Regions from separate parts of the Homo sapiens genome. Here region 2 is linked to region 1. Evidence: chromatin loops called from intact Hi-C (ENCODE). Cell type or tissue: heart right ventricle. All regions are shown on one strand. Links, peaks and the distances in the headings refer to the core of each region. The heading gives the core; the rest is flanking DNA.

Region 1 (14,420 bases), core at 2,354-4,853:
GGTCCTGTCGTGGGGGGCAGTTGGGGACATGGGGACATTGTGGGGACACTAGAATTGTGGTCACTTGGGAGGGGAGGACGCTGGGCAGGAGAGGGCAGGCCCTGGGGAAGGGACCTCGAGAAGCCAGGCAGGGGAACAGGGATCCCTGCAGGCCAGGGCAGGGGTGCTGGCGCTGCTGAGCCGGAGCTGGGTCCCGGGCTGGGGCTGCTGTGGGTCAGAACCAGGGGCTCCATGGCTCTTGATCAAAGTGGAGGCGTCACTGTAACTGAGCCCAGAGCCCGTGCAGCCCCCGTGGGGTTCTTCCGGCCATCACAGTCCCAAGGGAGCGGGAGGCAGCACCCCAGTGGTCCTAACTAGGAAGTCTCCACGATGGTGAAGGCGGCTGGGGTGGGAGGTCCCTGCAGGGGTGGGCTCCAGGGGCCACTGCACCTGGCCAGGACGACTCAAGTGAGGTATCTGGGTCAGGGGCCTGGCAGGAGGGTATCTGGATGGGGACTGTGGGGTGGGTGCAGCTCTCCTCTGGGCCAGCTGCCAGGTAGTGCCCACCACACAGACAAGGGCTGCCCAGCCCCTCCTCGAGGGGACACGTGGGTGCCCCTGGGGTCAGGTAGCCTGAACCCATCTTGTCCGGAGCCTGTGGCAGGAGGGCGGAGGGAGGGAGGAGGGCTTTGGGGATGGGGGAGGGCTTCAGGGAGGGAGGGGTGTTGCGGGGAGTAGGAAGGGCTGTGGGGAGCGGGCAGGACTGTGGGGAGCATCCACGGCTCTGGGACAGGCTTTCCTCGGGGTCAGGATGTTTCCCCGCTGGCTGTCGGGGAGGTGAACTGCGAGGCCTCCCGACCCTGGCCTGCCCAGCTGTGGTCCTGATCTCACTGAAGTACTGGGGTCCCCCTCGCAGGAGGCATCCAGTGTCCTGAGCGCTGGACTTTGGGGCTGACTGCTCACGGACAGCCCAGATGCAGGTGCCCTCCCATGGCGGCCTGTCTGCCCCAATGCCGGCCCAGTCCTGGGCCTGCCCAGTGGTCTGGGGGTCTCTCCCAGGGGTGGGTGCTCCCCACAGAGCCCTGGGCAGGACTCACAGACTCCAGATCCCCAGTGCTGTGGTGTCCCCAGCAGCGTCTGCCTCCCCCAGGCCCTGGCTCCTACCTGGCCGGGGCCGACAGCTCTTGCTCCACAGGCAGACCTTCACCCGGACACAAGCATTTATAGCCGCGCTCTGCAGCCGCCAGGGGCTGGCAAATATTTGGCGACAGCATTGTCATCGCAGACTGGGCAAATAGAGCCCGTTTGCTTTAGCGCCCGGCAACCAGGGCCCCGAGGGGGGAGCACGCCCCCCGCCTCACCTGCACGCGGCCTGCCTGGGGACCGTGGAGTGTTTGTGCAGGCGCAGCTGGCTCGCCCCCGGGCCCCGGGACCCTTATCTCTGCTGTGGACTGGGGCCCGGACCCAGCCTTGTCAAATAAGCGGAAAATTAAATTTCATGCTATTTTGAGTTCTGGAGTAGGCCTCTCTAGAGGACATCCTGCCTCTGCAGCCAGCGGGGTGAACAGCACTCCCGGCCGCAGGAGGACCCTGGGGAAGGGGGAGGGGAAGGAAGCGAGGTCCCAGGGACCCCCAGCCAGGGCCCGGTGTGTGGGCTGCAGGTGGGGCTCCTGGAGCACCTGCCCAGCTCCCTCGGCCATCGGGACCTCCCGGACAGCCATGACCATCTCCACTGGCCCAGTGGTTACCAGGACGCCTGCTGGGCTGCTGCCGCCCACCTGCCCAGAGCTCAGAGGTGTTTGCAATTGATCCTTAATGGCGGAACCCCCTTCTTCCCCAGGCTTCTTCCCAGGGGCCTTCCTTCCTCAGCTGCAGCCACCCCTGGGGTGGGAAATGGGGGGCTGGGAACCCTCCCTTCACCTACTGCTCCCAGGAAAGCCTCCCCCAGAAGCGTCCCCAAGGGCTTCTGCCGCTCCCACCGACTCCCTGGCTCTTCCTGGGTGGCCCCAGCTGGTCCACTGTGGGGGCCATGTTAGCTTCCTTGGACTGCTGTGACAATGACCACAACTCAGGCAGCCTGGAACACAGGTCAGGAGGCCAGAGGTCCTGGTCCAGGGCCTCCAGGAGTGGCTCCTTGCCTCGTGGTTGCGTCTCCCCAGTCTCTGCCTCTGTCCTCACGGGGTCTTCCCTGTGTGTGTCCTCTGCCCTCCTAGGGGGACCCCGTCCCTGAATTTAGGGCCAACGCCCACCCAGTGTGCCCTCAGCTTCACCAGTTACACTTGCAGGGTGCCCGTTTCCAAATGAGGTCCCATTCGGAGACTCAAGGTAGACACGCATTGTGGGGACATGGCTCAGGTCGCACAGGCGCCACCCGCATGTGACTGTCCCTGACCTTGGCATTCGCCAGGTGTGCCCCCGCTTGGCACTGTACTCCCCAGAGCAGCCCCAAGTGGCCCAGGTTGGGAGGACTCCACAGTGTCCTTCCCAGGGACTCTGGCTCTGAGGACGGGACAGCAGCCCCCAGCCTGGCCTGGCCCCAGCACCCCCTGTCCCGAGCCCCCAGCTCCTGGGCCTTCACCTTCCAGGGGCCAGGAGGGTTCTGGATGCTACCCCCCACCCCGGTCCTCACCCCTACGCTCCAGGCGTCCCCCAGTCAGATGGGAGACCAGCTCCTCTCACCCAGTGACATCCAACACACAGAGATTTGGACACAGGCCCAGCCCTTGTCTGCACCTGGGGACCTCTGGCCCCGCCTTGATTTCTTGGGCACCCGGAGGGCAGGAGATCCCAGGGGGCCTCAGGCAGTCAATGCAATCACCCAGTGTCCGGGGCTGCAGTCAGGACCCCCAGCTTCCAGGGAAGGGACAGGAAACGAAAAGTTCAAACTTAAGAGTAAGATTCTGCAGAGGGCAGGCCGGCGGCCTCCACATGGGTCTCATGGTGAGGGGTGGGGTCACCTGCAGGTCCCAGGAAAGGCTGCTGGGAGTGGGGACAGGGACAGCATCGGCACAGCCACCAGTTACGGCTTCTCCTTACTGCTCCTTCACAGGCAGAAGCCGAGCCGACGCCCCGGTGAGCTCACAGCCCAGGTGACCCCATAGCCCAGTGAGCCCACAGCCCAGCGACCCCACAGCCAGGTGACCCCATAGCCCAGTGACCCACAGCCAGGTGACCCCATAGCCCAGGGAGCCCACAGCCCAGGGAGCCCATGCCCCAGGTGAGGTGCATCTGGCCGTATTCAGCCCTGAGTGTCCAAACCATGTAGGGGCCTCTGTCCCTGGCTTCATGGGGGCCGCCCTGAGACTCCAGGGTCTGAGGATGCTTGGCCAGGCCCTGGCTGTGGGGGGCTTTGCCAGCCTCACCAGCTCCCCTCTGATCCAGCTGTGGCTGAGGACCTGCGGCTGCCTGGGGTTCAGGGCCCTAGGCCCCCATCTCTGACCAGATACAGCCCCTGGCCCTCCCGACCCGGGGAGCTTCCGGCCGGGGGCCCTGGGTGCGCCCGCCCTCGTGGCTCAGAACCCCGGGGCCGGACCTGCAGAGGGTGGGGGTTCTGCCGCTCCTGGCAGTGGCTGCGGCGCCCTCTGCCGCATGCTGTGGAATGGCCGGGGCCTGCGGAGGGAAGGGCGGGAGCCAACCCGGCCTGGGGTCTGGGCACTGCAGGCCTCCATCTTGCGGGTCTCAGCAGGGATGGGGTCAGCCGGGGCCCCGAGGGAACTCCAGTGGAGGACCCAGAAGGGCCTCTGGGCCCCTGTGTTCTGTCCTGAAAGGCGCGGGCGGCAGGAAATGGCCAGCCCAGGCTTCGGGCGCAGGTGGACCTCAGCTCGGCCTCGTCGGTGCTGGTCACTGTCCTGGACGCCAAGGGTGAGGAAATGAGACCCAGCCCCTCGTGAAGGAGGCGTGTGCGGGGGCTCGGCGGGCATTGCCCTCGGGAAGCGGAAGGGGTTCCCGCGGAGCGGACAGCCTGGAAACACCGGCCCTGTGATGGCCCCAGGACGTCCGCGCCCGAACCCCCAGCACCGACACAGCTGAGGGACGGCGGGCGTGGCTAAGCGAAGGACCTGGAGACAGGCGGTCACCTGGTGGATCCTTGTTGGAGGGAGGCAGGAGGCTGAGAGGATGGAAGAGGCCACGCTGCTGGCTTTGGAGCTGGAGGCAGCGGCCAGGAGCCGGGACGCGGGAGCCTCTGGATGCTGGAGGGGGGTGAGCCGTGGCTGCCTGAACCTCGGCGCTTCCCCCGCCCCTGGAGAGAAAGCCTCAGAGGGGTGACCTGCTTCCCCAGCAAGGCCGCACGCTTCTCCCGCCCCAGGGCCCTGGGTTTTCCCGCTGTCCTCTGACTCGGGTGCTGGGGGCCTGCCTGTGACCCCGCCCGTGACCCCACCTGTCCCGGAGCTGTCTGGATGCTCGTCTCTGCCTGACAGGAGACCACAGAGAAAACCCTAGTCTGGAATGGAAAATTCTAGAGTGGGCGCAAACCGGAGCAGACAGGCATTTGGGAGGAGGTGCTGGGGCAGAGCAGTGTGGGACTGTCATGGACACCCGGGGAGCTGGCCTGAGGCTCAGGGGTGACAGTGCCACTGCACCGGTCCAAGCAGGCAGCGAAGGGGAACCCAGGGGTGGCCGGAGGGGCGAGGGTGGGATATGGGGACCCCCTGGGGGACGGGTGGATGAATTAGCTCCTCGCTAATTAGCCCCCTACCCCTGAGTTCTGAGACTCAGGAGGCCTTCAGGAGGAGGTGACTGCGGTTTCTGGTGAGGCTGGGTGGGGCAGCAGCCTCTGGGGCATCTGGGATGGTGGAGAAATGCACGTCCCACACCACTGCCTGCCTGTGTCCTGCCTGGGGTGGGGGGGGCGGCCGGGGCCAGGCCGAGGAGCACAGGAGGCCCCGGCAGTGGGGCTGGGCCCGGGCGTCTTCCAGCATCTGCGGCCAGCGCGCCTCTCGTCGGGGGGCAGCATCGGGCCCAACCGAGCTCCCGGCCCACAGCCCCGCCGGCTCCCACCCTTGCTGTGGGGCCTCAGGCCTGGGAGGAAGGCGCTGCCCTTCCGAGTGCAGCATGCCTGCTGTGCCCACGGACCCCAGATTGATCTTCCTGGAGAAAATCAATAGCTCCAATATGCCAGCTCTCAAGAGGCTCTGCGGCTAGTCACCCGCCATTAGGCACACGAGGGCTGCAGCCTCCGCCGCCCATTAGCGGGACATTAGGCCTCCCACGAAATTTCTCTGTGTGCTTTGAGATAATGAAGGCCGAGGTGTTGGTTTACGTCCCTGGGGGAGGGGGAGGATGACAGCAGCTTTCTGGGCAGGGCCAGTGCCAGCTCCACATGGACTCACCAAGGAGAGCAGGGCCCCGGGGACACAGGCGCCCCGGCACATCCGGCTGTGGCTTTTCCCACCCGGGGTCAAGCAGACACACAGCATTCGGGGGGCGGGAGGGAGTCAACGCCCACCAGTCAATGGCCACTGGGGGCAGATGGGCACCACGGGAGCCGGCGGTGCGCTCACGCCTGGAGTCCCAGCTCCTCCAAAGTGTTACATTAGATTTAGTCGTTAGAAGAGATAGTAGATTTAGTCGTTAGTAGAAGTGTCGTTAGATTTAGGGCCCACCCTGGTCCAGAAGGGCCTCGTCTTAACTAATGACATTGGCAAAGACCCTGTTTCCAGACAAGGTCAAGTTCTTGTGTTCTGAGGGGACGTGAATTTGGGGCACTGCTGAACCCGGGGTGGCGTCTTCCAGTCCTCACAGTGGGCTGAGTGGGACGGGGGATGCCCATTTCACACTCTTCCCAGGTGTCTCATTTCTGTTTGAGACTGAGATTAACTTGGTGGCCTGGCCCCTCAGAGGCTGGCCCGCCCCCCGAGTGAAGCCTCAGCCCCTGCCTGTACCTTCCAGCTCTGCCCCTGACTCTGCTGTCCTGGGGCAGCTTGTGCGCAACTGCCCAAAACCACAACAACCAGGAAGGTGCACCAGCCCAACCCAAAGGCTCCATGGCTAACCAGAGGGCCCTTCGATTTCCACCTCCTTCAGGAAGCCCCCCTGGGCTGCACACCAGGATGAGGCTGACCAGTCCTCCCCAACCACACTTTGAGCCCCCTCCTCCCACAACAGTGGGTGCTCCCAGGTCCCTACAGGGGGACTGGTTTGGCAGTGATTCCAGGTGGGGTTCTGGGGTAGAACAGGTGGGGCAGGGCCCGTTGAGGAGGACCTGGGCAAACAGGTGCCTCTGTTGACACAGCAGCCCCAAACACAGTCTGGGGCCAGGCCGCCCAGGTGTTGCTGAGCTCAGGACACCTCCAGCCCCCCTTCCTGGCCTTGATGCCAAGAGTTCCTGGGGGAACAGAACTGGTCCCAGATCTGGCGCTTCTTCTGCTGGGAAGCACGTGCAGGAGCCGGTGCTCCAGAGGCGAGCAGATTCTGGCTCAGGGGAAGGGGCTTGTCCAGGGCCATCCGGCCACACACAGTGCAGCAGATGGGCCGAGGTCCCCGCCACCACCCGGGCGACAGGAGGGGTGACCTGCACCGGAAGTCAGGAGCAGGCCTTCTAGCTCCAGGGCCATCCTGAGAGGAAAGAAGCACTTCACCTTTCCCCATTCATTGGAGGCACGTCCAGGCTTCCAACTAACCTCTCTACGGGAATGAATGTGAATTCCTCTCAAACTCTGGGCATAAGAAATGACACGTTTTTGTTACATAGACATATTGCAAAAATAAAAAATAAAAAGATGTATTGGGTGTGGTGGCTCATGCCTGTAATCCCAGCACTTTGGGAAGCTGAGGCAGGCAGGTCACTTGAGGTCAGGAGTTCGAGACCAGCCTGGCCAACATGGTGAAACTATGTCTCTACTAAAAATAAAAAAATTAGCCGGGCATGGTGGTGGGTGCCAGCAATCCCAGCTACTCGGGAGGCTGAGGTGGGAGAATCACTTGAACCCGGGAAGCAGAGGTTGCAGTGAGTTGAGATTGCACCACTGCACTCCAGCCTGGGTGACAAGAGCGAGACTCCATTGCAAAAAAGATAAATAAAATAAATTTTTAAAAGATGGAAACACACACACACACAGAAATGACATGTTTTCTTTTTTTTTTTTTTTTTTTCCTGAGACAGTGTCTTGCTCTGTCGCTTAGGCTGGAGTGCAGTGGTGCGATCTTGGCTCACTGCAACCTCCACCTCCCGTGTTCAAGCAGTTCTCCCACCTCAGCCTCCCTAGTAGCTGGGACTACAGGCATGCGCCACCACGCCTGGCGAATGTTTGTATTTTCAGTAGAGACGGGGTTTCACCATGTTGGCCAGGCTGGTCTTGAACTCCTGACCTCAGGTGATCTGCCCACCTTGGCCTCCCAAAGTGCTGTGATTACAGGTGTGAACCACCATGCCTGGCCTTATTTTCTAAATTTAAAAAAAAAAAAAATTAGGCCTGGCACAGTGACTCACGCCTGTAATCCCAGCACTTTGGGAGGCCAAGGCGGGAGGATCACGAGGTCAGGAGGTCGAGACCAGCCTGGCCACTATGGTGAAACCCTGTCTCTGCTAAAAATACAAAAATTAGCTGGGCATGGTGGTGGGTGCCTGTAATCCCAGCTACTTGGGAGGCTGAGGCAGGAAGAATCACTTGAACCCAGGAGGCAGAGCTTGCAGTGAGCCCAGATTGCGCCACTGCACTCCAGCCTGGGCAACAGAGCAAGACTCCATCTCAAAAAAAAAAAAAATTACCCAGGCATGACGGCACCCACCTGTAGTCCCAGCTACTTGAGAGGCTGAGGTGGGAGGATGGTGGGAGCCCAGGAGGTCGAGGCTGCAGTGAGCTATGACGGCGCCTCTGCACTCCAGCCTGGTCTTTTGAACAAGACTTTGTCTCAAACAAAAAACGGGGGGGTCCCGTTGCTTTGGGGTGCTCCTTGTCAAGCCTTCATGGTGAGGGGTTAATGCAGCCGCCGGAAGGTTTCGTCCCGCCTGCTGCACAGACAAAATCAATTCACTGAGACCACAGCATTGCAGTAAAGAAAGACTTTAATTGACTTGAGGCAGGCCCCGCCACTCAGGAGACGAGTCATTACACACATCAGTCTCCCCAAAGGCGCCAAGGTTCGGGCTTTTCAGGCACTGGTGAGGCTGCTCTGTCTATGGAGTAGCCATTCTTTTTTTTTTTTTTTTTTGAGATGGAGTTGCCCAGGCTGGAGTTTAATGGTGCGATCTAGGCTCACTGCAACCTCCGCCTCCCAGGTTCAAGTGATTCTCCTGCCTCAGCCTCCGGAGTAGCTGGGATTACAGGCGCGCACCACCATGCCCTGGAGTAGCCATTCTTTTACTCCTTTACTTGCCTAATAAACTTGCTTTCACTTTACTCTATGGACTTGACGTGACTTCTTTCTTGCGTGAGATCCAAGAACCCTCTCTTGGGGTCTGGATCAGGACCCCTTTCCTGTAACATATTTCTGGGGAACCACAGAAGAGACTGTCGTGTGGAAGCCCCCTTCCCAAAGGCTAACTTTGGGAAAGTGTTGGGGTCCTGTAACATCTTTCTGGTGAACCCTGAAGGGACAATACTCAGGGGACCCCAGACCCAAAGGAAATAGAAGACTCTGCAGCCCTGATTGGACGACTCTGGGTAAGTGGCAGGTCTCCGGTAAAGAATGGGAGTGGGGCCGGGGCACAGTGGCTCACACCTGTAATCCCAGCACGTTGGGAGGCCGAGGTGGGCGGATCACAAGGTCAGGAGATCGAGACCATCCTGGCTAACACGGTGAAACCCCGTCGCTACTAAAAAATACAAAAAAAATTAGCCTGGCTAACACGGTGAAACCCCGTCGCTACTGAAAAATACAAAAAAAATTAGCCAGGCGTGGTGGCAGGCACCTGTGGTCCCACTACTCGGGAGGCTGAGGCAGGAGAATGGCATGAACCCGGGAAGTGGAGCTTACAGTGAGCTGAGATCGCGCCACTGCACTCCAGCCTGGGCGACAGAGCAAGACTCCGTCTCAAAAACATAAAATAAAAAATAAAGAACGGGAGTAGGGTAGAGGCCCAACTTAGGGGAATTAGAGTCTCTCCTAAAACAGAGAGGGGCATGGTGGCTCACGCCTATAATCCCAGCACTCTGAGAGGCTGAGGTGGGTGGATCACTTGATGCCAGGAGTTCGAGGCCAGCCTGGGCAATATGGCGAAACCCCGTCTTTACTAAAAATACAAAAAAATTAGCGGAGTGCAGTGGCTCACCTCCCAGCACGTTGGGAGGCCAAGGTGGGCAGATCACCTGAGGTCAGGAGTTTGAGACCAGCCTGGCCAACATGGGGAAAACCCATCTCTACTAAAAACACAAAAAAATTAGTTGGGTGTGGTGGTGCCCACATGTAATCCCAGCTACTTGGGAGGCTGAGGCCGGAGAATCGCTTGAACCCGGGAGGCAGAAGTTGCAGTGAGCCTAGATCCCACCATTGCACTCCAACCCTGGCGATGAGAATGAAACTCCTCCTCAATAAATAAATAAGTAAATAAATAAAGGCTGGGCGTGGTGGCTCACGCCTATAATCCCAGCACTTTTAGAAGCCAAGGCCGGCGGATCACCTGAGGTCAGGAGTTCGAGACTAGCCTGGCTAACATGGTGAAACCCCGTCTCTACTAAAAATACAAAAATTAGCCAGGCTTGGTGGTGGGCGCCTGTGGTCCCAGCCAGTCAGGAAGCTGAGGTGGGAGAATCACTTGAGCCCGGGAGGCAGAGGTCTAAGTGCCGAATGGGTTCAACTTGCCTGCTGCCTAGAGAGAGCCAATTTATCAAGACAGGGGGAGTGCAATAGAGAAGGAGTAATTCACGCAGAGCTGGCTGTGCGGGACACAGGAGTTCTATTATTACTCAAATCAGTCAGCCGGAGCATTTGGGGATAGGAATTTTTAAAGATAATTTGGAGGGTAGAGGCTTGGGAAGTGGGGAGTGCTGGTTGGTCAGGTTGGAGATGGACTCACGTTCAGACTCTTCTGTTCCTGGCGGGCATGGCAGAACCGGTTGGGCCAGATGACCGGTCTGGGTGGTACCAGCTGATCCATCCAGTGCACGCTCTGCTAAATATTTCAGGCACTGATCTTTGAGCTTAGGTTTTTGTTGTTGTTGTGCTTTTTGAGACAGAGTCTTGCTCCGTCACCCAGGCTGGAGCACAATGGCATGATCTTGGCTCACTGCAACTTCCACCTCCAGGGTACAAGCGATTCTTCTCCTTCAGCTTCCCAAGTAGCTGGAACTACAAGCGAGCGCCACCACCCCAGGCTACTTTTTGTATTTTTAGTAGAGACAGGGTTTCACCATACTGGCCAGGCTGGTCTCAAACTCCTGACCTCGTGATCCACCCGACTTGGCCTCCCAAAGTGCTGGGATTACAGGCGTGAGCCACCACACCCGGCCTGATCTTAGATTTTACAATAGTGATGTTATCCCCAGGAGCAATTTGGGGAGGTTCAGACTCTTTTTTTTTTTCAGACTGAGCCTCGCTCTGTCGCCCAGGCTGGAGTACAGTGGCTCCATCTCGGCTCACTGCAACCTCTGCCTCCCAGGTTCAAGCGATTCTCCTGCCTCAGCCTCCCGAGTAGCTGGGACTACAGGCGCCCGCCACCACGCCCGGCTAATTTTTTGTATTTTTAGTAGAGACAGGGTTTCATCGTATTAGCCAGGATGGTCTCGATCTCCTGACCTCATGATCTGCCCGCCTCGGCCTCCCAAAGTGCTGGGATTACAGGCGTGAGCCACGGCGCCCGGCCAATTTCTAATTTTGCAGCTGATTTATTAGTCCTGCAAAGGCAGACTGGTCTTCAGGCAAGACGGGGGTTTTTTCTGGAAAGGGCTGTTGACTTTGATTCAGAGTGAAACCATGAACTGAAATCCTTCCCAAAGTTAGCTCTGCCCACGCCCAGGAATGAACCAGGACAGCTTAAGGGTGGGAAGCACGACGGAGCCCCTTAGGTCTCATCTCTTCCACTGTCATTTCCTCAGTGATAATTTTTGCAAAGGCGGTTTCAGAGGCCGCAGTGACGTGAGATCGCGCCACTGCACTCCAGCCTGGGCGACAGAGAGAGTCCCTGTCTCACGAAAAGAACTAAACGGAAAAAAAAAAAAAAAAAAAATAGGGCGGTGCCACGGCCTTCGGGGAAGCCGGCAGAGAGGTGCGGGCGCCCAGCCCAGGGCAGGCGGGCAGGGCTGAGGGCGCGGATCCCCAACCAGGCCCCGCGCACCTTCATGACGGTTCAGAACTGCTCCGAGGCAAACTCAGACAACTCTCTGAGGACAACGTCCGCCCCCGCGGCGCCCGCCTCTCTTCGGGGCCAGGGACCGGGGTGTCGGTCCTATTCGAAAGGGACGGAGAACTACATTTCCCGGCATGCCATCGCGCACTCCGGGCCTGCGACGGAAAGAGCTCTTCGCAGCCGAACGTCATTTCCGCTGCGCTACTGGGACCACGTTCTGTAGTCGTGAGCGGAGGCCTGGTATGGCGCCCGGTTTCCGGTTTCCGGCGACGGAAGTGACGCTATCACGGCGCGCCAAGGCGTCAGTCGAGGAGTCAAGGCAGCAATGAATCGTGTCTTGTGTGCCCCGGCGGCCGGGTGAGCTCCTCAAGGTCTCGGAGGGCCGAGGGCAGACACCGGCGGGCGGGCGGAGCGCTTACTGCTCTCTCTCTTCCAGGGCCGTCCGGGCGCTGAGGCTCATAGGCTGGGCTTCCCGAAGCCTTCATCCGTTGCCCGGTTCCCGGGATCGGGCCCACCCTGCCGCCGAGGAAGAGGACGACCCTGACCGCCCCATTGAGTTTTCCTCCAGCAAAGCCAACCCTCACCGCTGGTCGGTGGGCCATACCATGGGAAAGGGACATCAGCGGCCCTGGTGGAAGGTGCTGCCCCTCAGCTGCTTCCTCGTGGCGCTGATCATCTGGTGCTACCTGAGGGAGGAGAGCGAGGCGGACCAGTGGTTGAGACAGGTGTGGGGAGAGGTGCCAGAGCCCAGTGATCGTTCTGAGGAGCCTGAGACTCCAGCTGCCTACAGAGCGAGAACTTGACGGGGTGCCCGCTGGGGCTGGCAGGAAGGGAGCCGACAGCCGCCCTTCGGATTTGATGTCACGTTTGCCCGTGACTGTCCTGGCTATGCGTGCGTCCTCAGCACTGAAGGACTTGGCTGGTGGATGGGGCACTTGGCTATGCTGATTCGCGTGAAGGCGGAGCAGAATCTCAGCAGATCGGAAACTGCTCCTCGCCTGGCTCTTGATGTCCAAGGATTCCATCGGCAAGACTTCTCAGATCCTTGGGGAAGGTTTCAGTTGCACTGTATGCTGTTGGATTTGCCAAGTCTTTGTATAACATAATCATGTTTCCAAAGCACTTCTGGTGACACTTGTCATCCAGTGTTAGTTTGCAGGTAATTTGCTTTCTGAGATAGAATATCTGGCAGAAGTGTGAAACTGTATTGCATGCTGCGGCCTGTGCAAGGAACACTTCCACATGTGAGTTTTACACAACAACAAATGAAAATAAATTTTAATTTTATAATATGGGATTAGATGATTCCCTTTTTTTGCATCTAGTTTTTAAAAAGGGGGTATTTGGGCAGCTATTGTTTTTTATTTTAATCTCTTCTTGTTTACCAGAGCACGTAAGTTAGTTGCACCAGCAGCTATTTTTAAAAGTTTCCTTTTCCGGTCGGGCGCGGTGGCTGACGCCTGTAATCCCAGCACTTTGGGAGGCTGAGGCGGGCGGATCACGAGGTCAGGAGATCGAGACCATCCTGGCCAACACGGTGAAACCCTGTGTCTACTAAAAAATACAAAAAATTAGCCGGGCGTGGTGGCGGGCCCCTGGAGTCCCAGCTACTCCGGAGGCTGAGGCAGGAGAATGGCGTGAACCCTGGAGGCGAAGCTTGCAGTGAGTCGAGATCGCGCCACTGCACTCCAGCCTGCACGACAAAGCGAGACTCCGTCTCAAAAAAAAAAAAAAAGTTTCGTTTTCCTTTTTTTTTTTTTTTCCAGAGTGGGAACTGAGGAAAGAAACCTACATATATATTACCGAATAGTACCAGAAATGAGGAACTTTTGCAGTTTTCTGCAAAACTTTTTAAGCAAGGCAACCATTTTCTGAGTAGAATACAACTAGTGAGTATTTCTTTTCACAAATGATGGGCACTATTTTGGGTTACCTAAGTGATTGTTTTTTGTTTTTTTGTTTTGTTTTGTTTTGTTTTTATTTTTGAGACAGGGTCTCACTCTGTCTCCCAGACTGGAGTGCAGTGGCACAATTTTGGCTCACTGCAACCTCTTGTCTCCTGGGTTCAAGCAGTTCTTCTGCCTCAGCCTCCCGAGTAGCTAGAACTACAGGCTTGTGCCACCACACCCGGATAATTTTTAAATTTTCAGTAGAGACGGGCTTTTGGCATGTTGGCCAGGCTGGTCTCAAACTCCTGACTTCAAGTGATCTCTCCTCCTCGGCCTCTCACAGTGCTGGGATTACAGATGGGAGCCACCGCGCCCGGCCCCAGATTGTTTTCTCTTTTTTTTTTTGAGATTGAGTCTTGCTCTGTCACCTAGGCTAGAGTACAGTGGCTCCATCTTGGCTCACTGCAACCTCCACCTCCTGGGTTCAAGCGACTCTCCTGCCTCAGCCTCCAGGGTAGCTGGGATTACAGGCACGCACCGCCACACCCGTCTAATTTTTGTATTTTTAGTAGAGACGGGGTTTCGCCATGTTGGCCAGGCTGGTCTCAGATTCCTGACCTCAAGTGATCTGCCCGCCTTGGCCTCCCAAAGTTCTGGGATTATAGGCATGAGCCACTGCGCCCGGTCAATTGTTTTCATACATATATACCTATACATGTTTCAGAGACATGCAGCAGATCCCAAGTGCCTCCAGGGCAGCGATCTGGGAGGGCTTTTCCAGTTGCTGACCTCACACCTGTGCCGTAGACAGACCCAAGGCCAGCTGGGGATGGTGGGCGGATCTTCCCTACTCCTGGAGTTTTCAAAGGATGGCAACAGAGCAGGTTGATAGGTGAACAGTTAATTCAGTACAGTTAGTATTTATTATTATTTTTTGAGATGGAGTCTTGCTCTGTTGCCCAGGCTGGAGTGCAATGGTACAGTCTTGGCTCACTGCAACCTCCGCCTCCGGGGTTCAAGCAATTCTCCCGCCCCAGCCTCCTGAGTAGCTGGGATTACAGGCGTGCACCACCATGCCCGGCTAATTTTTCTATTTTTAGTAGAGACAGGGTTTCACCATGTTGGCCAGGCTTGAACTCCTGACCTTAGGCAATCTGCCCACCTCGGCCTCCCAAAGTGCTGGGATTACAGGCAGGAGCCACTGCGCCCAGTTGTATTTAACTATTTTTGTAGTGTGTTTGTCTTGTTTTCCCAACTGGGCTGTAGCTTTTATTTTCCCCAGGGTACATGGCACACTGACCTCCCCAGATAAGCATTTGAGAGGGAGA
Region 2 (14,420 bases), core at 4,326-6,825, 120 kb before region 1:
AGCCTGAGGCAGGAGAATTTCTTGAACCCGGGAGGCAGAGCTTGCGGCGGTGAGCCGAGATTGCACGCCATTGCCCTCCAGCCTGGGCAACAAGAGCGAAAGCCAGTCTCAAAAAACAAAGAAAGAAAGAAAAGCACCTGGGGTGCGTCTGGAGCCGCGTTCTGGGAGCCGCGCTTCACTCGCTGGTGGTACAGCTCCAAGGCTGGAGCTTACTTGGCATTTTTGTTGCCACAGAAGCAGATGGGAAAATTCTAGGTCTGTACCTTGTGTGAAAAAAGGCTAAGTAAAATTTTGCATTTACGTGACTTCTGTGTGGAGAGCAGCGTCGGCTTTTGTTTGTCTTTGGTTCTGTTTGGAGCACAACTAGGGTAGAGAGGGGTTTGGAAGGTTAGGACAGCGCCCTCGGACGCCAGTGAGACCCAGAGGCGCCACCAGGCCCTGAACCTCATGAACCTGCGCGGCCCTAGGCATGCGGTGAAAACGGGACGTTGCCCTCGTCCTAGCACCAGAGCAGGCAGGGGCACCGCTGCTGGAGAGCGCCAGGTGGCTCCTGCGGAGGACGGTGGCCCAGATCCTACCCTGACGAAGAAAGGTTCACGTCGTGAACAGATGCCTGGCATGAGGGAACCTTCCGTGTGTTCCACCTGTCAGCAGTAAAAAGCCAACAAATACACGGAAATGCAGAGGCGCCTGTAGCTACATGCCTCGCTGTGCTGCTCTAACCTTGGCCTCCAGACGCGCGTAAGAAGGTGACTGAGTCAGCTGCATGATCGCACTGCGCTGTGGATGCCGTTCTGAAGCCTTTTACTTCTGTCCTTCCCACCTTCCCTACGTGGGGGAGATGGGAAGGGGTGGAAGGAGACAGGGCTGGGGCTGGCCCTAAACCTTTGAGTTTTCCATTCTCCCACCATCTTTATATTAAGATTCCCTCTCTCCTCATTGTCCTGTTTCCTGAAGACTTTTCTCCCAAAACTTCAATCATGTTCATCAGTTTGTCTAGAAACAAATGTAAGGGAAGAGTTTTAGCAAACACGAAATTCTGCCCATGGAATCAATTCCATTTCATGAAGTTGTGTTGCCAAAGCAAACAACCTCTTCCTGTGAGCCGCCCGGACAGTGTGAATTACAGCTCTGCAGCCCAGCCAGCCCTTTCCCCTCTCCTTTCCTTCCTGCGGCTTCTTGGGGCTTCAGCTTCTGTCACAGGCCTTCCTTTTGGAATGGCTGTCACACATGCACACAGGTGGCAGAGTGGAAAGACCCCAGGGCTGACCCCTGATGCTCTTCGTACAGCTGCAGAGCTAGCAAACTGGGTGCAACTGGCTCTAAAGAGAATCTATGCGGAGCAGACGGCCCCCTGGCCACCTCAAGTCCCTGCTGGGGCTGGCATTTCCCACCTGTGAGCAACAAGATGACGGTGACCCAAACAATCCTCTCTAGAGGGAGAGGCCCTGGGAGGGAAGAGCGAGAGGCTCCGAAGCTCTCAACAGCCAAAGTTGGAAGGGAAAGAAGAGACGAAGGGACATAAACTGATGCCTGGGGAGTGGGTACCAAAGACAGGCAAGCGAGCTATCCAGACCAGGCTGATTGCAGTGGCCCACACCTTCATCCTAGCACTTTGAGAGGCTGAAGCGGGAGGATCACTTGAGCCCAGGAGTGTGAGACCAGCCTGGGCAACGTGGCAAGACCCCATCTATGCTTTAAGAAATAAATAGATGATTTGCCAGGCACAGTGACTCACGCCTGTAATCCCAGCGCTGTGGGAGGCCAAGGTGGGTGGATCACCTGAGGTCAGAAGCTTGAGACCAGCCTGGCCAACATGGTGAAACCCCATCTCTACCAAAAATACAAAAATTAGCTGGGCATGGTGGCTCATGCCTGTAGTCCAGCTACTCGGGAGGCTGAGGCAGGAGAATCACTTGAACCTGGGAGGCGGAACTTATATTGAACCCAGATTGCACCACTGCACTCCAGGCTGGGTATCGGAGTGAGACCCTATCTCGAATAAATAAATAATCCAGACCAAGCAAAGAACCGGGTTATTGTAAATAACAAAAAAGTGTATATTTCCACGAGACGATTCCCAAGTCTAAGAGAACAGCAGACTTTCTCACCAGCGAGCAAGATTCCATGTCAGTGAGTATCAACCCTGCTGGCCATTTAAGGACTGATAAAGTCAGCGTCTCCAGGAAAACCTAAATGCCATTTTGAAGGCAGTTCAGAATAAAACACGAAGAGCGGACTTCTACAAGTCAGCTTCTCAGTGTGTCACGGGGCATCGGGACGGACCAGTGCCATCCATGGTGCCCTTTCTAGTGTCCTTCTGGTGCCCCGATGTCATGTCCAGGGAATTTTGGGTTATATGCCACCATTTTCCAAAAAGGATTGGAAGTCATTTATACAAATTACAAGGTAATGGGGAGTGGGAAAGAGGGACTGTTTCAAGGAAGAAGCAGGCGAGAAGCCTTCGGCATCATGCCCACCTCTCTGGCACCAAAACAAGGGGAAACCCAGCTAAGCCCAGCATACTTATAGCAAAGATGCCACAGGTCCCCACACGGATGCAGAGAGTGTCATGTGAGCACCGACTGGGGGACGGCGGGGACTTCACTGGCTTGACCCCATTGCATGGCCACGACCTCCTCATGCTAGCCCAAGTAAGACAGCACAGCTGCCCTGGGGCTCCAGCAACAGCTGAGGAGTTGCCCATTGAAGATATGACTCAACCCAAGTACAGAGCTCTGCAGGGCTGCTGGATCAAACCACCGAAAAGTGTTCTCTTCAGGCCGGGCTCAGGACAGCAGACCCTGAGGCCCGGGCCCTGTGTGAAAGCCAGAGCTGCGGGCGGGAGGGCCCTGCTCCATGAACGGATCCTGGCAGTGTTCTTGCCAAGAGGACAGTTTGCGCCCCCGAGGGAGACAGGCCTAGGTGGGGAGCACAGGTGCTGCACCAGGGAGCACGTGGGATGCGCCTCGGGCCTGAAGCTTCTCAGCATGCATGTTACCCAGCAGGGCTTCAGAGAGACGCTGGAATAACAGCTGCGAGCATTGCTGACGAGGGCACATCTGTGCGCTGGAGTGGTCACTCTCCACTGCACAGATCACACCAGGGGAAGGGGGGCTCGTCCAGGCACTCACAGCTGACCAGGGGCAGAGCCAGGAGCAGAACCCAGGCCACCTGCTCTGGGCTCCTGCAGAACCAGCCAGCGATCCAGCTGGGAAACACCTGAGGGCTCGGAGCATCCTCAGGCACCGGAGAGTGCCAGGGAGCCTCCCGGCCTAGGCTGCCTGCAGAAGTCGCCCTCAGCCTTGTGCCACTCAGGCGTCAGGTGCCAGGGTCATGCTGTGGCTGCAGCCATCAGAGGCTGTAATGACCTTTTACCTTCCATTGGCAACTTGCCCTGACCCCCTTCAATACTCCTTTCCCTCTCTGCCCGTGCCTATCTGCACAAATCAACAAGACCACAGACTGTGAAAGAACAGAGGTGCAGTGCAGAGAAAAGAGGCCACGAGGAGGAGAGGGGAGAAGCTAGGGGTCTGTGGAGTGAGCAGAATGCAAGCTCTGAATAGAATGCCAAGGGCAGCGGCAGCCAAGCCAGGACAGTGGGGTCCCCGCACATTTCAGCTGCTCTCTCTGGGTGTCAGAGCAGGGAAGAGGGAGCCTTGAGGGGCGAGGAGGGTGGTCCCTTTGCAGACCCAGACGTCGTGCTGAGCATGGCACTGAGCCCAGAAACATTCATGGAGCGAGAGCAAAAGCACAGGCCCCATCGCCTCTCTTTGGAGCTGACAAGGAGCCTTCCTTTCAGTGTGCTGCACTCTGGCTTTCCAGGGTATTCCAGCCTCCCCATAATTCCATGTACTTTTCCTCCTTTCATGAGCATCTTCTCTCCCCACTGCCCACCCCACCTCTGCCGAGCCCTGGGATCGAGGTTCACTTGCATAACAGGTAATAGCAGGCGTTTCCTTGTCCTGTGACAGGACATCCTGGCGCCCTTCAGTCTCTCCCTGACTGTTTAAAACAGACGCGAGTACAGGAAAAAAAACCCGACTCTAAAATTAGCAACATGATAGAAGAAAGGCACATAGCTACTTTCTGTCCTGTTTGTCAATGAAACAAGTCTAAACAGGGCCAAAATGCATTTCCTTTTTGGGCAAAACAGACCCGTTAGGGGTGATGGTTGGACACTGAGGGGGAGAGGTGGCCTGTGGGGGCAAGAAAAGCCACCGAGACACCAGGGGCCCTCTTGGTGCTGCTGGCCCTCGCCCTGGTGCCTGCCGTTCTGGCGGTTGTTGAACAGAGCCTGGTCCAACCTTGTCAGAGGTCGTGTTGGAGCACAGTCCCGCCCCCGCCACCATCCCTCCTGACCAGGACAGGCCTCCGAAGGCCTCCAGCCCTGTCCCCCGGGAATGCTGTAAGACAGCTCGGTTTAGTCCATCAGGGTGCTCGCCCCCATGTGTGATTTTTTAAAATACATTTAGAAACACTATCTTGTCCTGAAATAAGATTTTGCAGGAAGTAAGCTGTCATTTTCGACATGCCAAATCCACAGTAGTCCTAATAATTCTAAACAAGAGTTTCAAGGAGATTTATTAAGAAATGCAGTGATCTGGGCCGGGTGCCGTGGCTCACGCTTGTAATCCCAGCACTTTGGGAGGCCGAGGCGGGCGGATCACAAGGTCAGGAGATCGAGACCATCCTGGCTAACACGGTGAAACCCCGTCTCTACTAAAAATACAAAAAATTAGCCAGGCGTGGTGGCGGGTGCCTGTAGTCCCAGCTACTCGGGAGGCTGAGGCAGGAGAATGGCGTGAACCCGGGAGGCGGAGCTTGCAGTGAGCCGAGATCGCGCCACTGCACTCCAGCCTGGGCCACAGGGCGAGACTCCATCTCAAAAAAAGAAAAAAAAGAAAAAGAAATGCAGTGATCCAGCTGGGCGCAGTAGCACACGTTTGTAATTCCAGCACTTTGGGAGGCTGAGGTGGGTGGATCACCTGAGATCAGGAGTTCGAGACCAGCTGGACCAACATGGTGAAACCCCGTCTCTACTAAAAACACAAAAATTAGTGGGGCGTGGCCAGGCGCGGTGGCTCACGCCTATAATCCTAGCACTTTGGGAGGCCAAGGTGGGCGGATCACGAGGTCAGGAGATCGAGACCATCCTGGCGAACATAGTGAAACCCCATCTCTACTAAAAATACAAAAAAAATTAGCCGGGCATGGTGGCGGGCGCCTGTAGTCCCAGCTGCTCAGGAGGCTGAGGCAGGAGAATGGCGTGAACCCGGGAGGTGGAGCTTGCAGTGAGCCGAGATTGTGCCACGGCACTCCAGCCTGGGTGACAGAGTGAGACTTCGTCTCAAAAAAAAAAAAAAAAATTAGTGGGGCGTGGTGGCAGGTGCCTGCAATCCCACCTACACGGGAGGCTGAGGCAGGAGAATCGCTTGAACCCAGGAGGCAGAGGTTGCAGTGAGCCGAGATTGCGCCACTGCACTCCAGCATGGGTGACAGAGCAAGACTCCATCTCAAAAAAAAAAAAAAAAGAAATGTAGTGATCCATTGGGTTATCTTACAGAAGGAGTTATTTTCAGAATCAAAAACTATTGCTTTTGCTTTCTCTATGCCGCTAAAATATCTTTATTCTGACCCAGCATTTCCAATTACATTTTCAAAATCTTCCATTTCCTTCTTTAAGCCACGGCATTTCCGATTCCTGCACGCGGTAGAGATTGGCCATTTCAGTGAGACAGGAAAACCACTTCTCTGTTTTATGGCCCTCGGGTCAGCAGAGGGCCCCGTGGGAGCTTTCCTAGCCTGGGTACCTCGTTGAGAGTCTCATGTTTTCCCTGCAGTCATGCAGGAGGGGAGGAGGCGGAGTCAGTCCTAGGTCCCACATCCCTGTCTCATTCGTTCTTACAGTCAGTTGGGTGGGGGCAGAAATTACCCTTTTCGAAGTTGGGCATGCAGAGGCTCACGTTAGTTTAGTCATCTGCCTGACCCCACGTCGATGGTGATGGAGCCAAGACACAGCTCCAGTTCCAGGCTCCACGCCCTGTGCTCTTCCACTGAAGCCTCGAGGCCCCTCCCTTCCCGCCCCTACCCGCCAGGGGAAGTGACTTGCCCAGGGCCACGCCATGCTATTAATAGCGCTCAGAGAGCCCGGCCTGACTCGCTCAGGGCACTTTCCAGCACAGGAATACCTGCCCCCACAGTCTGTCAGCCTCCTTCTGGAAATTGTATTTCTTAAGAAAGATAAGGGCCCAGGATCATTATTCCTAGAATGATTCACTCTGGACTTCCTGCCACTTCCTCTGTGGGAACTGCAGGGCAACCTGCAGAACGCTGCACCGGCCTCGAGGAGGAGAAGGAGGGTGCGGGCAGCTCCGTGCTGGTCATGCTCAGCCATGGGCCGACATGCTCGCTTTCTCTGTGTCCCTGTCTCTGCGGGCACCGGGCTGACCTGTCCCAGTGAGCAGCAGGAGACCTGAGCCTGCCCCAGATGCCCACAGTCTTCAAACCTCTCAGTCAGCCACAGAAGACCAGCAGAGCCCCCTGGGGTCGCTGGGGGTCATGGCTGGACACTGCTGTGGCTCAAGCACTTGTCTAGAACACCGCAGGACCCTTCCATAGGTCGTTGACGACAACTCCATCACTGTCACCCTCTATGACGCCAGGTCTTCTCAAGACCTGTCCCAGGTTGCTGGGTCTAGAGCGTTGAGAGGAGGCTCTGAGCACCAATGGCCCCTCGCCTGCAAGGCCGGGCCTCCTCCCCAACTCACATGGCGGCTTGGGGAAGCCAGGGCCTCGTGATGGTCCTGCCGTCTGCATCAGTGTCCGAGCCAGGCACACAGCATGTGCTCGTGCAGGCACCTCACTGTCGGCTCAGGCAGTGTGGAACGTGCTAGCGTGTTCTCACTCTGTCTTGTCCCGCTCACGGAAAGGGCCTGCGCTGACCCCAGGCTGACCCCAGGCAGGTCCTAGGAAGCTGCGTTTATAACAGAGCACATGCCTTGGCCTTCCTAGGCCTGACCTGTTCTAGGCCTCTTAGCTGGGAAGGTCAGGGCCAGGCATGGGCTCTTCTGCCTCTGCCCAGGGGCTGCTCCCCACCAGCTGCCTCAGCATTGAGGAAGGGGCAGGACCCAGGCTGCCCCATGTGGACTGCACAAGGGCCAGTCAGCAATCAGACCCCACAGACTCAGGAAAGCAAAGTGCCTCAGCCTTTAAAGTGGAAAAGGGTGTGACAGACACGCCAGGTGGTCGCAGCCTCCCTGCTCCTTGGCCTGGGTGTGTTTCTGTCTTTCATCATTCTTGCCTACAGCAAGAGGGAGGGAGGATGCCCCATGGGGCTTCTCAGTGGCCTGTGGCCATGTTGAGAGGTATGGCCTGCAGCTTCCCCCCAGGCCACCCAAGGCCTCAGGACCCTCCTGTGGCACCAGAAGGCCACAGGGGGCAAGGGCGCGGTGGCCACACCCGCCCAGGTACTTACTCGCCAGTTGGAATGCAGCGGCCATGGCCTCCTCCCAGCACGGGGCGTCGGGTGACAGCAGGGGCAGGCCCACCAGCCCCAGGAGGAAGGTGAGCTGGCCTGCGGTGAGCGCGGCCGTGGCCACCAGGTTGCAGGCGCGCATCATGTCGAACTGCACTGTGGGCCAAGAGCAGAGAGGCAGTGGTGAGTGCAGGTGGGCTCCAGAGGCCACGCCAGCCGTCACGCCACTTTCGTGGTCTCTGTTTGCCTCGGAAAGGGCGGTCGGCACAGGCTGTGCCTCCATTGGGCAGTGGCTTCGGGAAGCATCACGCCCTCCCCCTCACCTGCCTGCAAGCCCTGGGTCCCATGTCTTCCTGATGGGAAGGGTTCATCCCAGCCGCCGGGCCTGGCTGCAGTGGTCGTATCCCTGCAGGGACGGGCCCTACTCTGCTATTTCTGTCTTCCTGAGACAGCTGTTCCTCTCTGCCTGACTTGACCCTTGAAGGCGCTGGCGTGGGGGTGGAGGTGGGAAGGGGAAGCCCACCAGCAACACCGGCTTCCCTGTCACTGAATTCACAGCATCCAAGACGAGGGCGCTGCCTGACCGGAGACTCCGCGGGGGGCCAGCTCCTCAGGCGTGCTGTCCTGCGTGCTCAGCTGCCCGACCCCCAAGCGGCTCATGGTGGTGTTCCCTCCTCCCAGCAGCTGAGGGACTTGGGACCGAGGAGAAGCAGCTCATCTGGGCCCCTCATAACCAGCAAGGGGCTGAGCAGGGGTCAGACATGGGTCTGAACCAGTGCCCCCCACCTGCCCCCCTCACCTCCTGGGGCCCCGTCACCCCATCTGCCACAAATCTTTCACTCAGTGGCTTAAGTCAGGGCCTGCTTCCCCACTCACAGCAGGCCTGTGCCCAGCCTTCTCTGTCCCCCACCTACACCTGGTTGCAGGAGCCAGGTGGGCAGGGCACATGGATGCGTGGTCAGGGGCAGATGGAGCCTTCTGTGAGTGAACTTCAGAGGGAGGTGCGTTTGTTGCCCTCAGGGACCAGGGCTCGTCACGTTTCTGTAGCAGAGAAATGTTCTCCCGCAAATAAAACCTTACACAGGGGCCCAAATGAGGTGGTGGTGAAGCAGTGTGTTCCCAGGCCCCTGCACGCTGCAGAGCAGACAATGTGTGTGCTGACAGACACTCAGCCTGGAGTCAGGGACTGCATGTGAAGCAACAGCCCCACAGAGTCCCTAGCCTGTCATCGCCATGCCTTGTTTTCTATTGAACAATATTTGGGAAATTCGATTCCCAAAACTAAGTCGTTATAAACAGTTGCACCTTTTTAAATGACTTGCCTTGAAATTTCAGGGCACTCTTCAGGTAACTGATGCAGGAATCTAAGAGGGAAGCAGCCTCACCACTCAGGAGCGGGTCCCCGCGCCCGCATCCATCACAGACACCAGAATCCAGGCTCAGGAGCAGGTCCCTGTGCCCGCATTCATCACAGACACCAGAATCCAGGGAGCAGCAGAATGTCCCAAGAGCCCTGAAGGTGCTGGCCTCTAGGGTGACTGCTGTGTGTCCTGGGTGGAGGCCGAGAGGGGATGGGGAGATCCTCAAGCTGCCTCCTCAGAGCACGCCTGTGGGAAGCCAGCCCAGCAGGGGAAGCTGTCGAGGTTCACGCGTGCACGGGGCAGGCACGCTGGCATCAAGGCTCAGGGGTGGTGGGGGATGCGGGCTGCTTTACTTCGTGAGTGTTTACGTGGTTAGAAGTATCCGTTGGAACCACTATTGCCAGTATTAGCAATTCCACACGGTTCAACCTCAACATTTATTGAAATGCAATCTGGATTCACAGAATAACCTCAAAGCTCTGGAGCCGAGGCATCTGCTTCCCACCTGGCCCTTGGGCTGGGTGCTGCTCCAGCGCTCACATCTGCCCCGGCCCCAGGCTGAGGTGGTGTGTGGGATCGTCTCAGTCTAGGCTTTCGGCGTCCCAGCATCCCTGGAGGCACACTGCTCCTCGCCACTGAGGGTCCCCCCGCCGTCCTACCCACTGTATTTCAAGCTGCTTCCCTCCACAGCGTCCCCTCCTGTCACTCGGGGCGGAGGGAGCTCTCCTTCCTGGATGCCAGGCTTTTCCACTGTGCCCGCTCCGGCCTGGGTGGCGCCCCCAGCCCTGAGACCTCCAGGGTGTGAGGGCAGTGCGCAGAGAGTGGAGGCATGAAGGACCCTGGGGCACGGGGTCCCCGGGCTGCTGAGGAGTCTGAGCAGCCAGCACATGGCACCATGAGCCTTCCGCTGGCAAGGGGGAGAGCGGAGCACGCTGCCTGCCCGCAGACAGGCAGGCACCACTGACAGGGCCATGGGAAGCGGCAGCAGCTGCCCCTCGCTCATTTTTCTCGCAGCAAAACAGACACCCCAGTGAGCGTCACTGCCACGTAACTGAGAGCTCACGTTCCTTCATCTCCAAAGTAACTGCAGAGTTAGAAACCATAGCGCTCCCGCGAGGTTCTCTCTAAAGAAGGAACAGAAGACGCGGGGGCTGAGAGCCAGCCTGGTGGCCAAGGGGTTCCCGTACGGACAGCGGGAAAGCCTGGCAGCAGGTGAGGACCTGGCTCAGCATGGGCATAGGTGGCCGTGGGGCCAGAGTGCTTGGAGGAAGGGGCAGAGCCCAGGGCACTGGAAATGCCAGAGGACAGCAGAGATGTGCTTGACCTCAGCCTGGCACCGTGCAACTTGCTGAGGCCTAAGGCGTGGGGCGGCATTTGCACCATGTGGCTTGCTGAGGCCCAAGGCATGGGACGTCACTGGCACTGTGCGGCTTGGTGAGGCCCAAGGTGTGGGGTGGCTTGGCACCGTGTGGCTTGGTGAGTCCTGAGGCTTGGGTCGGCGTTGGCACCGTGTGGCTTGGTGAGGCCCAAGGCGTGGGGCGGCGTGGCACTGTGCAGCTTGGTGAGGCCTGAGGCGTGGGGCCGTCTGGCACTCTGCAGCTTGCTGAGGCCTGAGGTGGGGGGCCATCTGGCACTGTGCAGCTTGCTGAGGCCTGAGGCGTGGGGCCATCTGGCACTGTGCAGCTTGCTGAGGCCTGAGGTGGGGGGCCGCGTGGCACCGTGCAGCTTGGTGAGGCCTGAGGTAGGGGGCGCTTTTGCCCTGGGTTTCTCACCTGCCCTAGGGCCTGTGCAGATGGGACCAGCAGGAGCCAGGGTTGAGGCAGACACTGCCCTGGCTGACTGGCAGGACCTTCCTGACTGCTCCAACGGACTCCACAGCCAGCCCCAAGCAGTGACCACGTACAGCCTGCAGGGACCGGAGTGAGGCCTGCATTTTGAGGGCGTCCTGTCCACACATTAGGGACGTGTGTGAGCTCTGGAGGCCCCTTCCAGCAGGATCTGTGGCACGGTGCTGTGCCATCTTTGCTCTTAACTGTCTTGGCAATGACTTCCATTCAGAAGCCTCTGCTTCTCTAAACATTGCAAAATGAGGGAGGCATTAAAACATCACGCAGAAGGTCATGTTCGAGAGAGGAGCAGCTCAGATTCCCTGCCCAGGGCTCTGCGCTCTGCCCTGGAGGGGAGGAAAGACCAGAATGAAGGGGGAGGAGGGATGCAGAGCTGCCCTGGGAGGAGCATAGCCCAGAATGGCATGACCGAGGTGGGCTTGAGCACCAGGCACAGCTGCACGTGTAGTTGTGGTGAGGGTGAGTGACCAAGGTTCCTGGGAGCTGGGAATAAGCAGACGCACCCCTGACCTGTCCTCTCGCCCTCAGCCCTGGCCTCTCAGCCTTCCTTCCTCGCAGCTCCAGGCACACAGCCCTGTGCCACACACCATGGCAGGGGCTCTGTGCAGCAGCCGTGCCCCACAAGCCACTCTGCAGCCTCCAAGTCCCCAGGGTGCATGGCTCACCACAAGGGCACCCACAGACCCACCGCCCTGCCAGGAAGGAGGCACTCCTGCCCGAGCCTTCCTGTCTGAGCCACGCTCCCGCCTGCCCCAAGAAAGCTGTTTGGAGCTGGCGTTCACTGCTTGGGTGTTATACGGGTTCCTGGGGTGCTGCCTGTGTGCGTGGCTCTGCGTGGCTCTGCGTGGCTGTGCGTGGTAGCAGCTGACTTTTAAAGGTGTCGGTGAGAACGTGGTTCAGCTGGGTCCTGGCCGAGCAGGGGGTGAAGCCCGGGAGCTCTGTCCTCCACCTGTATTCAGGCAGGGTCTTACGTGCCCGTTTGATGTGTGGCGGGGCATGCGTGGTGACGGAGCCACGTGGAGCCACCGGAGAGAGGGGTGGGGCTCCCCCTCAGCTAGCGCCAGGCTCTGGCTCGCCTGCCTCGAGATTCAATCACACGGTCATCTGTTCCCAAGCCACCTTGTTTCAGATGCCTGACAGAACGCACGAAATACAGAGAGATGACGTAAATATCCAAAACGAGACGAAGTGAGGAGGAGAAATTGAGACCCCCTCTGGACATGGCATGTGAGGTGGACCTCAGGCCTCCCTGGTCCCCCGAGCTCCTCACAGGGAAAGAGCACCCCTGATCCGTAATGAAAGTCCCACTCACCACAGGCCACAGGACACCCCTGGCAGGGGCACGGGAGGGCCTGAACCTGGATGAAGTCGAGACCGGGCTCCTCTGCCCTGGGTCCAGCCCTCTTTGCCCTGACCAGAGTTCAGGATGTCCGGGGCGCGTCCCCTGTCCCTCAGGCAGGCTCCTGGTGATGTTTGCGAGTGACGAGCGCTGGATGATTTTGACTCCATGTGCCCCATGGGGCAGGGCCTCAGGGCACAGAGCCGTCCGGAGACATCCACGCGGGCCTCAGCGACATCCGGAAACCCCGAGGGTGGCCTGGTGTGCGTGAGGAGGCACGCGGTGTGGCGTTGTCTTCCCTGGCCTGCGTGAGGAGGCACGCGGTGTGACGTTGTCTTCCCTGGCTTGCCCCACCCCGACCCTAGACTGGTTCTCGGGATGGAATTGTGAGCAAACCAGCACCCAGCCTCACAGCACAGACGGTCGCAGCCCATCATACGTGCTGGGTGATTTTACAAGGAACACTGGCCAAGGCAGGAAGGAAGACGCTAGGAGCTGGCTGGACTCAGTGGGGTGGCCAGGCTAGAGCTGCTGCCCCCAGCCAGGGCTGACTCCCAGGCCTGCCTAGGTCACACGGCAGGATTTTGCAGAAAGGTTCATAGGCTAGCTTGATGTGCAGTGGTGGCAGGTAGCAGCCCCTCACCCGATTGGGGACATGGGTGCACGTGAGTGGGGGCAGCGAATGTTGCTGTGGACAGAGGGGCCACCCCGTGGGAGAGCAGCACGTGGGCTTGGAGAGGTGGGCACCAGTGCAGATGGACGTCGGTGAAGGAGAAGGCGAGAGAGGCAGGAGGAAGACACCAGCACGGCCAAGGGAGACTCTGGGCGCGTCCCCGTGTTGGGGCCTTGGGGGATGTGGTGGCTGCACTCCAGCCTGGGTGACAGAGCAAGACTCTGTCTTAAAATAAATTTTAAAATTAAAGAAAAGTTACCCGTTGAGCCTGTTCCTTTTCCTGAGCTGAGTCCCGTTTACAAGGAGCTTCCGTGACGCTTCCCTTGTGTGGACAAACCTTCGCTGCTCAGGTTCACTGAGGGTCAGCCACCTGCAGATGCCATACAAGTTGCAGGAGGATGTTGTAAATATTGTCCAAGGGGCTGACCAGGGCTCAGGGAGGAGCAGTGGACGCAGGCAGGTGAGCAGGAGGCAGTCCAGGGGGCTCTGTGAGGGGCCTCGTGTGTCCTGCTGGCCTGAGGTGAGCAGGCCTAAGCAAGTGGACAGCCGGGCGCCTGGGACGGATGCATAGGTCGTGCCAGAGGCTACACGCGGCCCTGTGACTGGAGGAACGCAAGAGGTAGCAACAGGGAGGGGCGCCAAGGCTTCCAGCTGCCCTGAGATTGGGCTGCCTGGGCCACCTGTGGGTGTTGGTGGCAGCAGTTAGGAGGCCTGGAGGTGCAGAGCTGCGGCCAAGGGCCGGCTGGGAACTCCCTCCCCCGGGGGTGCTCTGTGGGCTGGACGCCAGTGATGGTCCCAAAGCACATGAGCGCCCGGCCCCACCTCCAGGGGCCTAAAGCCGCTGCCCCCGCGAGAGGTTCAGCACAGTAACGGGGCTGCGGCTCCTTCTTCAGCAGAGCAGGCAGAGTCTGGAAGAAGGGCGCCTGGCCGGAGTCACGCGGAGACCCAAGCCTCGGGCTTCCCATAAGACACCGAGTTCTGAGAGCCGGTGGAAGCTTTGAAGTTATTCATAGGCTTTGATCTTTTTAAAAGACGGCTGTTGGTCCCTGCTGGTGAAGGATGCGAGAGGAAGTGCGCAGTCCAGGCTGTGCGGTGCAGCCGAGGGCCTTTGAGTGGACAAGGGGGTTGAATTCCCTCGTGGGACCTTGTCCAAGCCACATGCCTTCTGCAAAGCCTCAGTTTCTTTGCCTGTGAAGTGGGGATGACATTCCCCGCTGAGGGTTCTGAGCGCGGCAGGTTGGGGATGGAGCTGTGTGGTTGAGGCACACGTGATGTGTGTTACCCCAGTACTCCGGGACTCCCTCGGAAGCCTGGAGCAGAGGCACTGCCTCAGAGACCAGCATTATCTTCAGAGCAGAAGGAGCGTCCAACCCCGAGTCTGTGAGGCTCTGCAGCAGAGACTTGGGGTGTCTGCGAGTCAAAACCTTGCTGACAGTTTCAGAGAGTCGGCCTTTGGGAGACCTTGTGTCCCTGTGCCGTGACTGTTGAGATGACCCCATGGGCTGTAAGCGCCTTCCTATTTATGCAGCCTCACACCTGCCACTCAAACCCCACGGTGCGGTGGCATCATTCTGAGCCCCTTCCTCTCCTCTGCAACCACTGAGCATCCCTGTCCCCTTCCGAGCGTCCTGGCCTCCCTGTCTCCTTTCCAGCGTCCCATCTGAAGCTCATCCCTGGGGATCCTGCTGCTGCTCTCTGCCTCAAAGACCCCAACAACCGTGAG

What was found. A loop is a pair of places that touch in the nucleus more often than their neighbours do. Peaks named below come from ENCODE experiments on the same cell type or tissue, not always from the same donor. Only the 100,000 strongest peaks of a DNase experiment are listed, where the experiment ranks them.
Region 2: it touches region 1 in a loop (1.8-fold over the local background); 10 of 110 quality-filtered maps call a loop at or near these places.

Annotation. Positions count from the first base shown.
Region 1 is chr16:1,417,832-1,432,251 of GRCh38, reverse strand. LOC105371044 (a long non-coding RNA gene) reads left to right here and starts at 3,493. Exons shown (of 2, transcript XR_932996.3): 1 at 3,493-3,840; 2 at 3,971-6,701. UQCC4 (ubiquinol-cytochrome c reductase complex assembly factor 4) reads left to right here and starts at 11,505. Exons shown (of 2, transcript NM_001272051.2): 1 at 11,505-11,560; 2 at 11,640-12,500. The coding sequence starts at 11,529. The coding sequence ends at 12,006. PERCC1 (proline and glutamate rich with coiled coil 1) reads right to left here and starts at 1,174. Exons shown (of 2, transcript NM_001365310.2): 1 at 1,144-1,174. RefSeq lists enhancers at 1,261-2,378, 10,813-11,215, 10,505-11,358, 11,332-11,491, 11,742-11,791 and 2 more and silencers at 3,331-3,380, 3,411-3,570. In heart right ventricle, for the core only: a CTCF peak has its summit at 3,569 (motif pointing left); no DNase peak of the experiment used is centred there; H3K4me3 peaks cover 1,061 bases.
Region 2 is chr16:1,535,134-1,549,553 of GRCh38, reverse strand. The region is part of intron 19 of IFT140 (intraflagellar transport 140); the gene reads left to right. TMEM204 (transmembrane protein 204) reads right to left here. Exons shown (of 3, transcript NM_024600.6): 2 at 7,478-7,633. Among named protein-coding and RNA genes, the nearest start is that of TMEM204, 8.7 kb to the right of the region's middle. RefSeq lists an enhancer at 6,431-7,133. In heart right ventricle, for the core only: a CTCF peak has its summit at 5,754 (motif pointing right); a DNase peak (open chromatin) is centred at 5,963; H3K4me3 peaks cover 2,172 bases; H3K27ac peaks cover 2,500 bases.